2 separate regions of the Homo sapiens genome follow, and region 2 is linked to region 1. Evidence: chromatin contacts called from ENCODE Hi-C or POLR2A ChIA-PET data. All regions are on one chromosome and are shown on one strand. The core of a region is the stretch at or near the end of the contact, and the rest is flanking DNA. Distances in the headings are between cores, read along the strand shown. Region 1 holds the start of INKA1 (inka box actin regulator 1). Region 2 holds the start of HYAL2 (hyaluronidase 2).

Region 1 (6,653 bases), core at 1,949-4,448:
TAAGGTTCAGATGAGGAAACTGGTCATGCAATCCGTGGAGATAGAGCAAGCACAGCACCCAGGAAAATTTGGCCCAGGACCTGCTACCCCACAGAGTCTCAACTCCAGCTGGACCCCCTCCATTAGAACATTATCTGCCTATAAAAAATGAGCCCAACCGTCAACAAAATCTCTCAAAACTTGCTGGGTGTGGCGGCTTACATCTGTAATCCCAGCACTTTGGGAGGCTGAGGTGGGAGGATCACTTGAGCTCAGGAGTTCAATATCAGCCTGGGCAACAAAGTGAGACCCCATCTCTACAAAAAATTAGTTGGGTGTGGTGATCCAGGCCTGTAGTCCCAGCTACTCTGGAGGCTGAGGTAGGAGGATTGCTTGAACCCCAAGAGATCGAGGCTGCAGTGAGTCATGATTGTGCCACTGTACTCCAACCTGAGTGACAGAGCAAGACCCTGTCTCAAAAAAAAAGAAAAAAGAAAAAAAAAGTTGTCTACATCCAACAAGCAAAAGGAATCCTTTATGATAGAAATACAAATACTGGTTACCGTTGGGAATATCAGTTGGATAGGGCACCAGGTGGCATCCAGGAGTTGCTGAGGATGTTCTATATCTGGGTGGCAGCTGCACAAGTGTCTACAGATTTTAACATTTACTGGGCTGTAACTTTGAGATCTGTCTATTTATTGTATTTATATGTCAGTTTTTTTAAGTTTTCTGGCCAGGCACGGTGGCTTATGCCTGTATGGGAGGCTGAGGCAGGAGGATCGTTTGAGATCAGGAGTTCGAGACCAGCCTGGACAACATGGTGAAACCCTGTCTCTACAAAAAAAAAAAAAAAAAAAATTAGCTGAGTGTGGTGGCACATGCCTGTAGTCCCAGTTACTTGAGAGGCTGAGATAGGAGGGTCACTTGAGCCCCAGAGATGGAGGCTGCAGTGAGCCAAGATCATGCCACTGCACTCCAGCCTGGGTGACAGAGTGAGGCCCTGTCTCAAAAAAAAAAACAAAAACGGTTGTCTTTATTTGCCATCTCCAGTTCTTCAGTCCTCACTCTCTTCTCCACACACTCTAATCAGGCTTGTCCCTCTCTACACAAAACTGCCCTTGTCAGGGTTCCCAGTGACCTATGCACTGCCGAATCCAGTGGTTTGTTCTTCACCCTCACTGCCTAGGCAGCATTCAATGCTTGCTCCCCTTGGGTCCTGAGTCCCCACATTCTCAGATTTCTCCTGGCTGTTCCTGCTCAGCTTCTTTGATAGCTCTGCTTCATATCTCCCCTACCTCCACCTCATGGAATGTCCCAGGGCACAGTCCCGATTGCTGTCTCCCTCTGACTACACTGATTTCCTCCCACCCCACCTTATCCAGGCCTATGGCCTTACATACCATCCATTCACTCACTATGCCTCCCAGATCCAAGGCTCCAGTGCTGATCTCTCTCCTGAAGTCCAGAGTCATACACCTAGCAGCTGACTCTGCAACTCCTCTTGGATGTCTAACAGGCATCTCAAGGGTTACGTGTCCATAAATGATCATTGGATTTTCCTCTCCAAACCCACTCTTCTCCAGTCTTTCCCAGATCAGTTTATGGCAATTTCATCCAACCAGCTGTTAATGCCAGAAATGTAGGAGTCATGCTTGATGCCTCTTTTCCTGCCCACATCCATGCATCAGCAAGACTTGATTTTAGTTCCAAAACATACCCCAAAGTGACCCCCTTCAGTGCACCTGCCCTGCCCAGGCCTAGGCCCTCCCCTTCGTTGCCTGGATGAGGGCAGGGACTTCCACTCTTATTGCAGAATCCTTTTCTGAAAGCAGCTGGGATTATCTAAACAAGGGCTAGCCCAGGTCATTCCTGCTCAAAGGCCCCCATTGCTCCTCATCACACCAAGAACAAAACCCACATTCTGCTCTAAGGCCGTTAGAGCCTGGTTTTGCTGACCTTTTCCCTCCTGCCACCACCACCAATCACAGACACCTGGGCCTTCTTTATGTTTGGCCCTGTCCAGCTCCTGTCCGTCGGGGTCTCTTCCCTGGCTGCTCCTTCTGCCTAGAATGTTCTTCTTCTCCTTCTTCTCCTTCTCCTTCTTCTCCTTCTCCTCCTCCTGCTTCTTCTTCCTTTCTTTTTTTTTTGAGACGGAGTCTCACTCTGTCGCCCAGGCTGGAGTGCAGTGGCGCGATCTCCGCTCACTGCAAGCTCCGCCTCCCGGGTTCACGCCATTCTCCTGCCTCAGCCTCAGGAGTAGCTGGGACTACAGGCGCCCGCCACCACGCCCGGCTAATTTTTTTTGTATTTTTAGTAGAGACGGGGTTTCACCATGTTAGCCAGGATGGTCTCGATCTCCTGACCTCGTGATCCGCCCGCCTCGGCCTCCCAAACTGCTGGGATTACAGGCGTGAGCCACCGCGCCCGGCCAGAATGCCCCTCTTCTTGATTGCATCTTGATGTCACCTCCTGTGAGACTGACTTTCCCCAAGCTAGCCCACGGCCCTCATTCCCTGGTATTTTCCTGTTGCTGGTATGTCCAGTCTGTCTGCAGCTACACTACCCTTGAGCCTAGCCTGTGTTGATAGAGCAGCCTCAGCACCGACCCTCAGTCTGCACCTGGTACCGGCAAAGGGAATGCCGACGGTCGCGCGTCGCCGCTGGACTCGCGACTAGCCAAGCACTCCCCACTAGAGGGCAGTCCCGTCTAGCTCGGTTGGGACGCGGCTGAGGCCCCGCCGGTGCGCTGCCACAAAGTCCCGCCCTCTCTTGAGTCCTCAGACGGGCTGAACCCCACTTCCATCCCGTTCAGGGAGTGCCAAGGCCAGCCTCACGAATGGGTCCCGTGGGTCAGGCCCCGAGGGTCCACAACCTCTCTGGGTCCGACCATCCGGGGTGCTCTGCCTATGTGCGGACGCAGCACGGCGCCCCGTGAGAGGGACCGCTATTTCACCATTGAACAAACGGGGAGGATGAGGCCCCCGCACGGAGGCGACCTGTCCTGCGTCACGCAGCAAACGCAGGGTCCACTCAACAGTCTGGGGGCTCGGGGGGTCCCCGTACCGGCCCCGTCCGGCTTCCAGTTATGACCCCGCCCTTCCCACCCAGAACCGCGGCGGAGTCGGGAGGGACGCCGGGCTTTAGCCCCGCCCCCTTTGGCCGCGGGGCCGGGGCGGGGCGCGGCTGCCAGATGTCGGGGCGGCGGCGGCGGGAGCTACGGAGAGCGAGGAGTCGCGCAGGCAGGCGGAGGCTGAGGGCGCCGCTGGCCGGCCCTCCCAGCCCTCTCCGCGCGGCTCCGCCGGGGTTCCAAGAGGAGCTAGTAGGTTCGGTGGGGGCCCTGGCATGGACATGCACAGCGCTCGGCTTGACAGCTTCCTTAGCCAGCTCCGCTGGGAACTGGTGAGGCTCGGGAGCGGGTGTGGTTAGTGAGGACGCGTGCGGGATGCCAGGCTGCCGCCCGGCCGGAACAACAGACGGGTGCGGGGTGGCTCCAGCGTGCCGGTCCGAGGCGGGGTGGGGGCGGCGTGGCGCATATGGCTCAGATGGCCCGCGTCGGGTTTCGGACGGTTGGGAACTGAGCTGAGCATCAGATAACAGCATCCAGCTGGCCGTGCTGCTGGAACGGCGCGGGAGGAGAGAGTGGAAGGGGGACTTCTTTGGGGGCGGGGCATGGGGCGGCAAGGGACTAACGAGGTGCTGGCGCTGCTGTGAACGCCCCCTACTTCAGGCTGGCCTATGCCTCCCTTCTCTACCCCTCACCTAGCAAGCGCTCTTTCTGTGAAAGACGCTTTGGGCTTTGGGAGCTGAATCCCCCAATAGGCACGGGATGCCCCTCCAGTCCTGGGCAGGACCTACTTCCCCGTTCAGGCCCGCAACCCTGCCTGCCTGCCCGCCCGCCCTGGTGGCGGGTGCCGACTTGCCCGGCCCTGCATGCTGCAGCCTGCCAGACTGCCACCAGGTCGGTGGATGAGAACCACACCAGCTTCGAGTGCCAGCACCCCTATGCCTGCCCTGTGCTCACTAACACCCTGCTGCCCAGGCCAGCAGGCCTATCTAACCTTCCTGGACCCTCTGTTCTCTGGGCTGGCCTGGTGACAAGTGATACCTCTCCGACTTCTGCCCTCTCTTCCCCTCAGTTGTGTGGTCGGGACACAGGCTCACCCTCAATGCCTGGTCCCCTGCAGCCAACCTCCCAAACTGGCCCAGATGTGCAGCCCAGCCACCAGCTTAGGGCCTCGGGTGCCTTGGAAGAGGACTCAGTCTGCTGTGTGGAGGAGGAGGAAGAGGAGGAGGAGGAAGCAGTGGTGACAGAAGACAGGGATGCAGCCTTGGGAGGCCCCAGGGAGCATGCCCTGGACTGGGACTCTGGCTTCTCGGAGGTGTCAGGCAGCACATGGCGAGAGGAAGAACTGCCTGTATCCCAGCGCCCAGCACCCTCAGCACAGCCCCTTCGTAGGCAGTGCCTCTCAGTCAGTGGCCTCCCCATGCCCAGCAGGGCCCCTGTAGCCAGTGTACCACCTGTCCACCATCCACGGCCCAAGTCCACCCCAGACGCCTGCCTGGAGCACTGGCAGGGACTGGAAGCAGAGGACTGGACAGCAGCCCTACTGAACAGGGGTCGCAGTCGCCAGCCCCTGGTACTAGGGGACAATTGCTTTGCTGACTTGGTGCACAACTGGATGGAGCTGCCTGAGACAGGGAGTGAAGGGGGTGACGGAGGTGGGCACCGTGCCCGTGCTCGGCCCCCTCAGTTCCTGCTTGGCCTCTCTGAGCAGCTTCGGCGCCGGCTGGCCAGGGCTCGGCGGACAGCTATGGCAGGAAAGCGGCTGTCATGCCCACCTCGCCCAGAACCTGAACTGCCTGCGGATGTCTCACGCTTTGCAGCTCTCATGAGCTGTCGTAGCCGCCAGCCCATCATCTGCAATGATGTCAGCTACCTCTGACCCTGCCCTCCAGCCTGGGACAATAAAAGCCTTTTTTCTAGACTGTCCTGGCTCCATACCCCTGAGGCACTAAGAGGCAGCCCCAGCCCTGTGAGGCACTGCCCAGGGAGACAAATCTTCTGAAGAGCTTTTTTTCTCTGTGTGAAGGTCCCTGTCATGCCCATGTCACACCCGTGTGCATTAGTGCACTGTTTTCTATCGTCCATCCTCTCTGCAATGCCTTCCTTTAACAAGCATTTATTGAGTGCCTACTGTGGGCTTACAATGCAGGGCTTGGGATCCGGGGCTCCATTGAGCTAGGTGACAGGGTGGCTGCCTTGTCACAGCTCATAGTGCAGAGGTGGGAAGGCAGTGTCCTCGTCGTCACCCTCACAGCTCAGCTCTAGCACCAACACCCGCTGCCCAGGAGCAGGTGCCTGGCCTGTCAGCTGCTGAACCAGTTCTGTCACCCTGGTAGGGGTGGGTTTAGGGGAGATTGGAGAGGTGAGCCATGGCAAGCAGAAGGCAGCCTGGCATGGACTAGAGAGGGTGCTGGCAGGCCGTCAGGAGCCCAAGCCAGGAGCAGGAGCTGCTCAAGACAGGAAACATCTGAAACTATTTTAGGAGCAGCTGATGAGGCAAGCAGGAGGCAGGAAGCTATGGGTCCCTTGGGAGTGGGCTGTGAAAGGGGGGCTGTGCAGCATGTGGGGAGCCCATGGGGCTGGCCAAATAGGCAGCTCCTGAAGACTCCTCCTCAGGCTCTCGGCCCTCACCCCACCTCCAGCCTGTTTGCTGGCTCCATTTGGGGAAAGAATGCTTGGGAAGGTGTGAGGGGCCCAGAATGGGGCTGGGAAGACAAAAGGCAGTGTGGTCCCTAGCCCCAGCCTCCAGGGACTGGTGGGGCCTGTCTAAAGCCCCAAGTGGGCTCACCTGAGGGGCAGGTGCTGGGCCTGCTTTTCAGGTGACCATCCGGCCGCATAGAGCAGGGCTGAGCCGTGCAGCAGGATCCTCACCCTCAACCCGTGCTGCTCCTAGAGGAGAAAGGTCAGACACCAGCTGGGCCGGGCTGGGCTGAGCCTGGGGGTTGGGGTAGCAACAGGGCACACCTGAAGATGAGCCAGCAGCGACTCCAGGGTCCTCTCAGGCTGCCCAGCTGGTACCTTCAGACGGTCCCAAGAGGTCCACTTCAGGTGATGGAACTGGGATGAGGTAGAGGAGGAGTCAGAGACTTCTTACCTCCCCCCAACCCCCATCCCAGTTACCAGCAGCCTTTCCTAGGGGAAGAGCTGGACTAGCAGGAAACAGGAGCCAGGGGGTGGGGGGTGGGGGGGAGGTGGGATCTGGGCCCAGAGTCTCAGCCCCCTCCCCGTCCAGGCCGGGGCCAGCACAGGAAATGGGGCTATGGGGCCCGCACAGGGAAACAGACGATCCATCACATGGGCCAGTTGTGAGAGTGGGGGATGAGGGGGTGGTGCTTCCTGAGGAAACCCAGAGCAGGGCCCCTGCAGCCTCTGATAAAGCTGCTTGTTCCTCAAAGACAAGGCTGGGAGCTGGGGGGCACATCCTGTCCCCCAATCTTGTATGTACTGCCAGTGCCTTGGGCTACTCATTGGGACACAGGGGCAAAGGGCACAGTGACCACCAGGGCCCCACTGTCCCAGAGACCCCAGCAGGGATACAATGCATAGAGGCTTCCTCCTCCTGTCCCTTCCTTCCTTCCAAGAGTCTTGGGGTTCTGGGACCTAGAGC
Region 2 (6,653 bases), core at 1-2,500, 520 kb after region 1:
GGCCCTTTAAGACTCCAGTGCGGAGGTGGGCCCGGGATTGGACTTGCGGACGGGGCGGGAAGGTGTGGTCCACCTTTCTCGGTGCCGGTGCCTCGTTTCGGGCTCGAAGAGCCCCAGGTCCTCTGCAGAGGGACGTGGCCGCCCATTTAGGACCCTAATGCCCCTCTGAGCCGGGCTTTCTATGGGAGTCTCAGCCACGAGCGCCAGTCAGCCTGAAATGTTTCCCCTGCAGCCCGAGGCCGGTGGTTCAGTCCTCCCAGCTCCGCGGCGCCGCCAGCCCTTTAAAGAGACAGTGTGAGGGACAAGGCAGGGGGACGGGAAGGGGGGGGGGGGGAATAGGAGGAGGCGTTGCCCCGTTCGGCCATCAGGAGGTGCTGTGGTACTCCGAGGTTGGCAGGGGGCAGCACCAGATCTGGCTCTGCACCCCCTAACGTAGACGCCAGCCGTGGGTCCCCTTTGTGTGGAAAAAGGGACTTTGACCTGAGGCGACCTCTGGTCTCCTGGAGAGTAGTGCCCCGCCTCCCACGAATCAGGGGCCCCCTTCTCTGGTCCGCCGTCTAAAGGGAGGCCCCGCCCCCTGCCAGACTGAGGGAAGGGGCCAAGCACCGCTTCTTAGCCGGCCCAGGAAGGGCCGAGGCAGTCGTTATCCTGGCAGCCCGGCTCTGGGTCGCGGCGTGGCCGCAGGGTTGGGGTCAGGGAAGCTCAGAGGGGTCTAGGAGGTTGGCCGCCCCTCTCCCTGACTCGCATCAGGGCGGGACAGTCATCCCTGAGATCCCGTCCTTTTCTGCCCAGTCTCTGAGGTCCTTTGGGAGCCCGGCTCCCTCTCAACCCCGAGGAGGCCTCCATTCCTTGCAGCAGTTTCTGGCTGGACCTCCGAGAAAGCCAGCAAGAGGGGTCTCCCAGGGCCTCCATCCCGTATCCAGCGCCCCCTACGCTCCACAGGCCTCTCCCGGTGGGGGGCAGGCTTAGACCCTGGCGAGCCCCGTGCGAAACCACCTCGGCTCTTCCTAGGTCCGCTCCCTTGTGCGAGACTCAACTCCCAAAAGGGCCCGCGTCTGCACCACCAGCCCCTAACCCTCCCGGGCGCCAGGAGAGGGAGGGAGTGCAACTGCGAGCGCATCTGTGGGGGTGCAGACCAGCCGTCTGCTCTGGGCTCACCTGTGTGGGAGTCCGTCGGCCCAGTAGGTCGGTGGCCTCCCTCCTTCCTGGGGTGAGCCTCTCCAGCTAGGCTACTTGCGCCAGCTGCTGCCCGTTGGGCAGCTCGCCGAGGACTTGATAAACCCCATTCCCTCCCATCCGCTCCCGCCTCCCATCCCAGCCCTTTCTCCTCACTTCCTGCTGCCCCCTGAGAGGAAAGGGCCAGGAACAGGCGTGGGGGAGGAGATCGCCTTGACCCTGTTTCCCTCCAGAATGCCCTGCTGGCTGGCTGCCCTCCCCACCCTTCCCGAGTAGGATCTGGCCCCGCCAGCTGCGCCAGGTGACAGGAAGGCTATGGGCTCAGGATCAGGTGCCAATCTCCCCCACACCCACAGCTTCCAACACTAGGGAACCTCTTCACTCCTTCCCTAGGATTGGGGCCCATCCTCAAATCCAGTAGGGTGTGAGAGGATGGGGTCAGGTGGTGGTGCTTTTGGGAGTCAAAATACTTGGGGGTCGTTCAGCTGATGGTCCCCCAGAGCAGGTGCCCAAGAAGGGAACTAGCCTTGGGGGGAGGGTCGGGGGGACTTCCAGTAGCTGAGTCCGTTTTTTTCCACTGAGAGCTTCCGCATCCTGTGTGACAGGACAATGTGTTAGTGAGTGTGACTGTGTGGGTTGGGGAGGAGGGGATGGACTGGGAGGGTTCTGCAGAGTGCTTTCCTGCTGGAGTTCATTCCTGGATGGATTTCAGAGTCCACTATACAGAGTAGGGGGCTCCTTACAACATGGATGAGGAAAGGGGTATACTCCTCTGGGAGGGGTGTTCCTGTGGCTGGCCCTAGGGAGGACTGCAGCAAGGTTCCAGCAGACCTCTCCAGGGGTGCAAATCTACCTACCCTCAAATCACCCAGAGCCAACCCCTCAACAACCCAATGGCCCAATGCCCAGGAGCCTCTCCCCCAACAGAAGGCTGTGTGAGGGGTAGGTGAATACCCAGGAGTCTGGCCCTGAGGACCAAGGAGTCCAAGACATGGTAGGGGAAGGTGCAGTGTCCCTGTACCACTGTGCTGGCTTCACAGGGGCCAGAAGCCTTGAAAGCTCCATGGGTGGGGACCCCCGGGGAAACAAAGGCTAGGCCAGACTGTCCCAGGGCAGGGACACTTCCTCAGGCAGCCAGCAGGAAGGAAGTGAGCACAGCCCGGCGGGAGAGAGTGGGGAAGTGTTGCCTGACCCCCATTGTTTCCAGCGATGGGGTCAGCTGGGTAGGCCCAGCACAGGGAGTTCCCTCAGGCTGGGACAGTGGTGGTAGGAGACAGGATGCTATCTGGCATGGGAGAGCCCTGGGCCTTGAACAGCCAGTAGAGGGGGACCATGGAGGATGACAGGGCCTCATGTTTGGCATCTTATGGGGGTATGGGGAGGCACCCCACAGAACTGCAAGTCCAGGCTGGATATGGTGATCCTGCCCTAGCCTTGACAAGTTCAAACCTCCGAAAGACTGGCAGACCAGCTCCCTACACTCAGAAGCCTGTCCCTGAAATCTCCCCTCTTTAACTGGGAGTTGGACTGATAGTCAAAGCCTAAGCCTAGTAGAGAATCTGCCTTATAGCAGCCCCTGAGAAGTGCAGGCAGAATGACCACAGTGGGCAGGCTGCAGGTGATGAGAAGATGGGGGCAACAGACAGCAGGGGCAATACTAGTGGGCCGAGCCTTGCTTGCTGAAACAGCAGCCTGAGCTCATTCTCCCATGGTGTCCGCAGGCAGGCCTCAGAGGAGGCACATGAGTTTGGGTTGCTGAGCCTGGCAGTAGGCCAAAGGCGTGGGGACACCTATCTGGCTGCTGTCCATTAAAGCTGGGCCTTTGAGGTCCATGGGGGTCAGGCCATGACCCCACTTAGGATCAGCTGGCGATGCTACAGCTAAGACAGATATTCCAGAACTATCTTGGGTCACACTCTCTCACCTTAGATCAGGCAGGTGGGGCCAATCCTTAGTGAAGTATCCCAGGGCCTTCTGATTCCAAGGGTCACCACCACATGGATCACAACAGATAAATGAGTGCCCTCCCACCCTGCAGGGGGCCTGCAGTGAGGTCTGTGTGAACACACAGCCACCTGCTGGCCACAGTTGGGATGGCCACAGGCTGGGCTCAGACTTACTCTTGGGCTTTGCTGGTCATAGGGGGCCTGCCAGAGTCCTGTGCCAGGCCTACCTATTGAACCCAGGTGGTAGTCTAGACACTGGGTGTCAGAGCCCCCACAGGATGCCACTCTCATGTGCAGGATCTACAAATCATTTTATTGAAATTGAACAAATAACACAACAGTCTTCCTAAGCTAGGGGCCATCCTCCCCAAGCCATTTCCCACATTATAGAAGCACAGAGCTTGCACAGTACTTAAAAAAAAAGTCACCTCTATATAGAAATCAGACTCTGCCACGACATCATCATGGACTATTTACAAACCTTCACATTATAAGTATTCCTTTTATGGTTTTTCCCTCCTTTCTTTCCCTACCCAGGGGTTCTAGTGCTTTCCCTTGACTGATCCTGAAGGGGTGGGGGTTACTGTAAGGGAGGGGGTGGTAGGCTACTCATAACTACTGGCACCAGCCTTAGGGTGTTGTCCCTTACCACAAGGTGGTGAACAGTCCCCTCCCAATTGGAGGGGTGGAGGATTTGGTGCAAAGCCATGGAGATTAGACAGAATAGGTGGGTTGGAGTAACTCCCCATAGGCACAAGCATCCGCAGCCTGTCCTGACCCCAGCCTGCACTCTCTCAACTCCTCAACTGGGGGTTCGGGGTTGGGGGGCAACAGTTAGTTGCAGTAGGGGGATCAGCCCAGCCCTGGGTAGAGGGAGAAGCCCCCACCCAGTCCCCACTCCTATCAATAGCCAGCAAACTGTCCATCCATCTGAAGGCGGGAACAAATGGCAGGTAGGTCGGAAGAATCAGGCTGGCACTGCCCCCAGCCTCTGTCCAACACAGGAGGAATCGAGGTAGCAAACGGCTGAAATGCTCTGACTAGGGGTTAAAAGGGAAGTGAAGGAAAGGAAGTTCCTACTTGTATACAGTGCCCACAGCCTAGGGGCTGGAAGAAAGCATACCTTGCTTGTAAAGTGCTGTAGCCTCTAGCAGGGCTAGGCCCCAGGCAAACTTGGAAGAAAGCAGACCAGGCAAGGAACCAGGTAACGGGCATTCCTGACTGGTATATGCCCTGCTGTGCTGCTTGCAGGGGTGGCTTGGGAGAGTGGGGTGCTAACTCTGCCATTAGCCTTCACCACCCACCAACCACCTCTTGTCCACACACAAACCAACACCCAACCAATACTGTGGGACCGACCCGCTCACAGCTGAAGGTTATGGGCCAACAGAGTTTATTCAGGGTTGTGGCCCCAGCCTGGGCTCCTCAATGGAAGCCACACCTTGATTGAGCCTGGGAGTTTCTTGCCGGGGCAGGGGGTGCTTCTGTCTGCCACCTCCCAGGGTCACACCTCATAGAGGATCACAGGGAAATCCACGTGGATGCGGGGGTGATCCAGCTTCACGATGCCCTGCCATGGAAACAGAGGCTAGTAAGGGTCAGCTCAGGGCCTCTACTTCAGGAAGCTTCCTTGTTCCTCCCAGATCCCCCCGCAAAAGCCCCCACCATGACAACAGATCCCATCTGGGTCCACCTCCACACGCTTAGTGTAGGCTCTGTGACCGCTGCCCAGCCCCTCACCTGAGGAATCAGATTCTTATGCACTCGCCTCAGCTTGGCCCGCTTCTGCCCGTTCTTGGTGACGATTGTCTCCTCATAGAACTCGTGAGCCAGATCCCCATCCTCATCATAGAACATAGAGCTGTGTAGAGGGAGAAGGAAACAGGCTGGGCTGGAGCCCCACACCTGGGCATGGCAAATGTCACAGGTCACGGGGAAGTCTGTGGTCTTCCCAACCCCAAGTGGGAAGAAAAGAGGATAATATGCCTGGAGAATCCTTTTTTTAAAAAAAATTTTTCGAGACAGAATCTCACTCTGTTGCCCAGGCTGGAGGTGCAGTGGCGCGATCTCAGCTTGCTGCAACCTCTGCCTCCTGGGTTCAAGCAATTCTCCTGCCTCAGCCTCCCAAGTAGCTGGGACTACAGACATGCACCACCACACCCTGCTAATTTTTTGTATTTTAGTAGAGACGGGGTTTTGCCATGTTGCTCTGGCTGGTCTCGAACTCCTGAACTCAGGCAATCCACTCGTCTTCATCTCCCAAAGTGTTAGGATTACAGGCGTGAGCCACGGTGCCTGGCCTGCCTGGAGAATCCTTTGCCTGGGGTTTGGGGTCTACTAGAAGAAAGTGGGAAGTGAGGTGATGGGTGGGCAGTGCTACTATGTCAGACCCCCAAGAAGAGAGCCCACACCAGAGCACACCATCCAGGCAGCCACCAAGGCCAGTTCTCATCCTTGATTTGTTCAGCAAGGGCAGCCATTCTAATATCAGGACTTTGCCTTCACCCAGGACTTCTAGAGTGGGCAGGGTGGTGGCCTGGGCATGTTGGTCTCACTCCAGAAGATGCTGCTGGCCCAGTGTCAAAGACTGAAATAGCAGAAGCCTAAGCTAGGAAGAAGCACAAAGGAATGAAGGCTGCGTCTCCCCTGACCCCACACCCCAGGTGGCTGGTGAATTGCCACTGTTGGGTCTTCCTGGTGTCTACAGCCAAATCTCTAGCACAGGGAGCGCCCATCTCCAGGAGCCCACTAGAGCCAAGCCAATCTGGTACTCTTGTGCGGGCCTCTGGGAGACTGGGCTGGGGGTTGGGTGGGTAGGTCAGCGCTCTGGATCTGGAGAACATAACTGGGTGAGGGTCTTTTTTCCTCAGCCTCACCCCCAATACTGAGGCCTATCCCTGCTTTCCCAGCCACTACGCTCAAAGGTTCAGCCCCACTACTGTCAGGAAAAGCAGCCTAAACAGAGGGTTATTATCCCCTTGGAATAACTGGGGGGGAAAGGGAGGCTAGGACCCTTCAGTATGCAGGCTGAGCCGGAAGGGATGAAAGGAAGAGATCTTATGGAGGTCTTATGGAGGCCCTAGCTTAGCTTTACCGTGCGGAAGGTCCGACCAGTGACAAGCCTCAGGCCCACTCTTCCCTAGGGAGACTTTCAGAGTGGCCAGGCCGCCAGGAGACCACTGCCCGGCTTTCTCCACCCCCAGCTCCAATGAGGCTCAAAATATGGGGGTCGTCCTGGCTTGGCTGTAGTGGGGTACAGCGGTGGAAGTTCCCCCGTGGCGCGGGACGCCTGGCCGCCCGCCTGTTCCCCCCGCCAGGGTGGAACCCATGCCCTTACCCGCGGCGCGTGAATACGAAGGGGGGCACAGCTCGGCCCCGAGGCCGCACCAAAGCTTGCTCAGCTCCTGCTGCCTCTGAGCCGCCGCCTCCGGCCGCCGAGGCGAAGGGCCACAGGCCCCGAGCTTTGGACCCGCTGGCGCCCATGTCAGGGCCGCCGGCGCATGGCGGGCCCCGTGGCCGCTCTGCTCACAC

The links. A loop is a pair of places that touch in the nucleus more often than their neighbours do. ChIA-PET counts read pairs that join two places held with the same protein, here RNA polymerase II (POLR2A). Pooled maps may share reads with other maps.
Region 2: a pooled map shows a loop between it and region 1 (3-fold over the local background). The contact joins the promoter of HYAL2 here to the promoter of INKA1 in region 1. A Hi-C loop is called at or near these places in 5 of 50 pooled maps. POLR2A ChIA-PET finds 5 or more read pairs at or near these places in 2 of 52 experiments (WTC11 and activated naive CD8-positive, alpha-beta T cell).

The regions. Positions count from the first base shown.
Region 1 is chr3:49,800,063-49,806,715 of GRCh38, forward strand. INKA1 (inka box actin regulator 1) reads left to right here and starts at 3,199. Exons shown (of 2, transcript NM_203370.2): 1 at 3,199-3,381; 2 at 4,119-4,968. The coding sequence starts at 3,331. The coding sequence ends at 4,925. It overlaps UBA7 (ubiquitin like modifier activating enzyme 7), which reads right to left. Exons shown (of 24, transcript NM_003335.3): 22 at 6,011-6,103; 23 at 5,835-5,935; 24 at 5,147-5,375. The coding sequence ends at 5,246. It overlaps MIR5193 (microRNA 5193), which reads right to left and starts at 6,183; the gene lies at 6,075-6,183. It also overlaps a transcript of CDHR4 not described here. RefSeq lists silencers at 2,596-2,645, 3,036-3,475 and enhancers at 6,154-6,448, 6,435-6,653.
Region 2 is chr3:50,321,495-50,328,147 of GRCh38, forward strand. HYAL2 (hyaluronidase 2) reads right to left here and starts at 1,251. Exons shown (of 4, transcript NM_003773.5): 1 at 1,159-1,251. TUSC2 (tumor suppressor 2, mitochondrial calcium regulator) reads right to left here. Exons shown (of 3, transcript NM_007275.3): 1 at 6,460-6,653; 2 at 4,863-4,983; 3 at 3,415-4,692. The coding sequence starts at 6,605. The coding sequence ends at 4,627. RefSeq lists enhancers at 15-354, 988-1,661, 2,444-2,945 and a silencer at 3,154-3,343.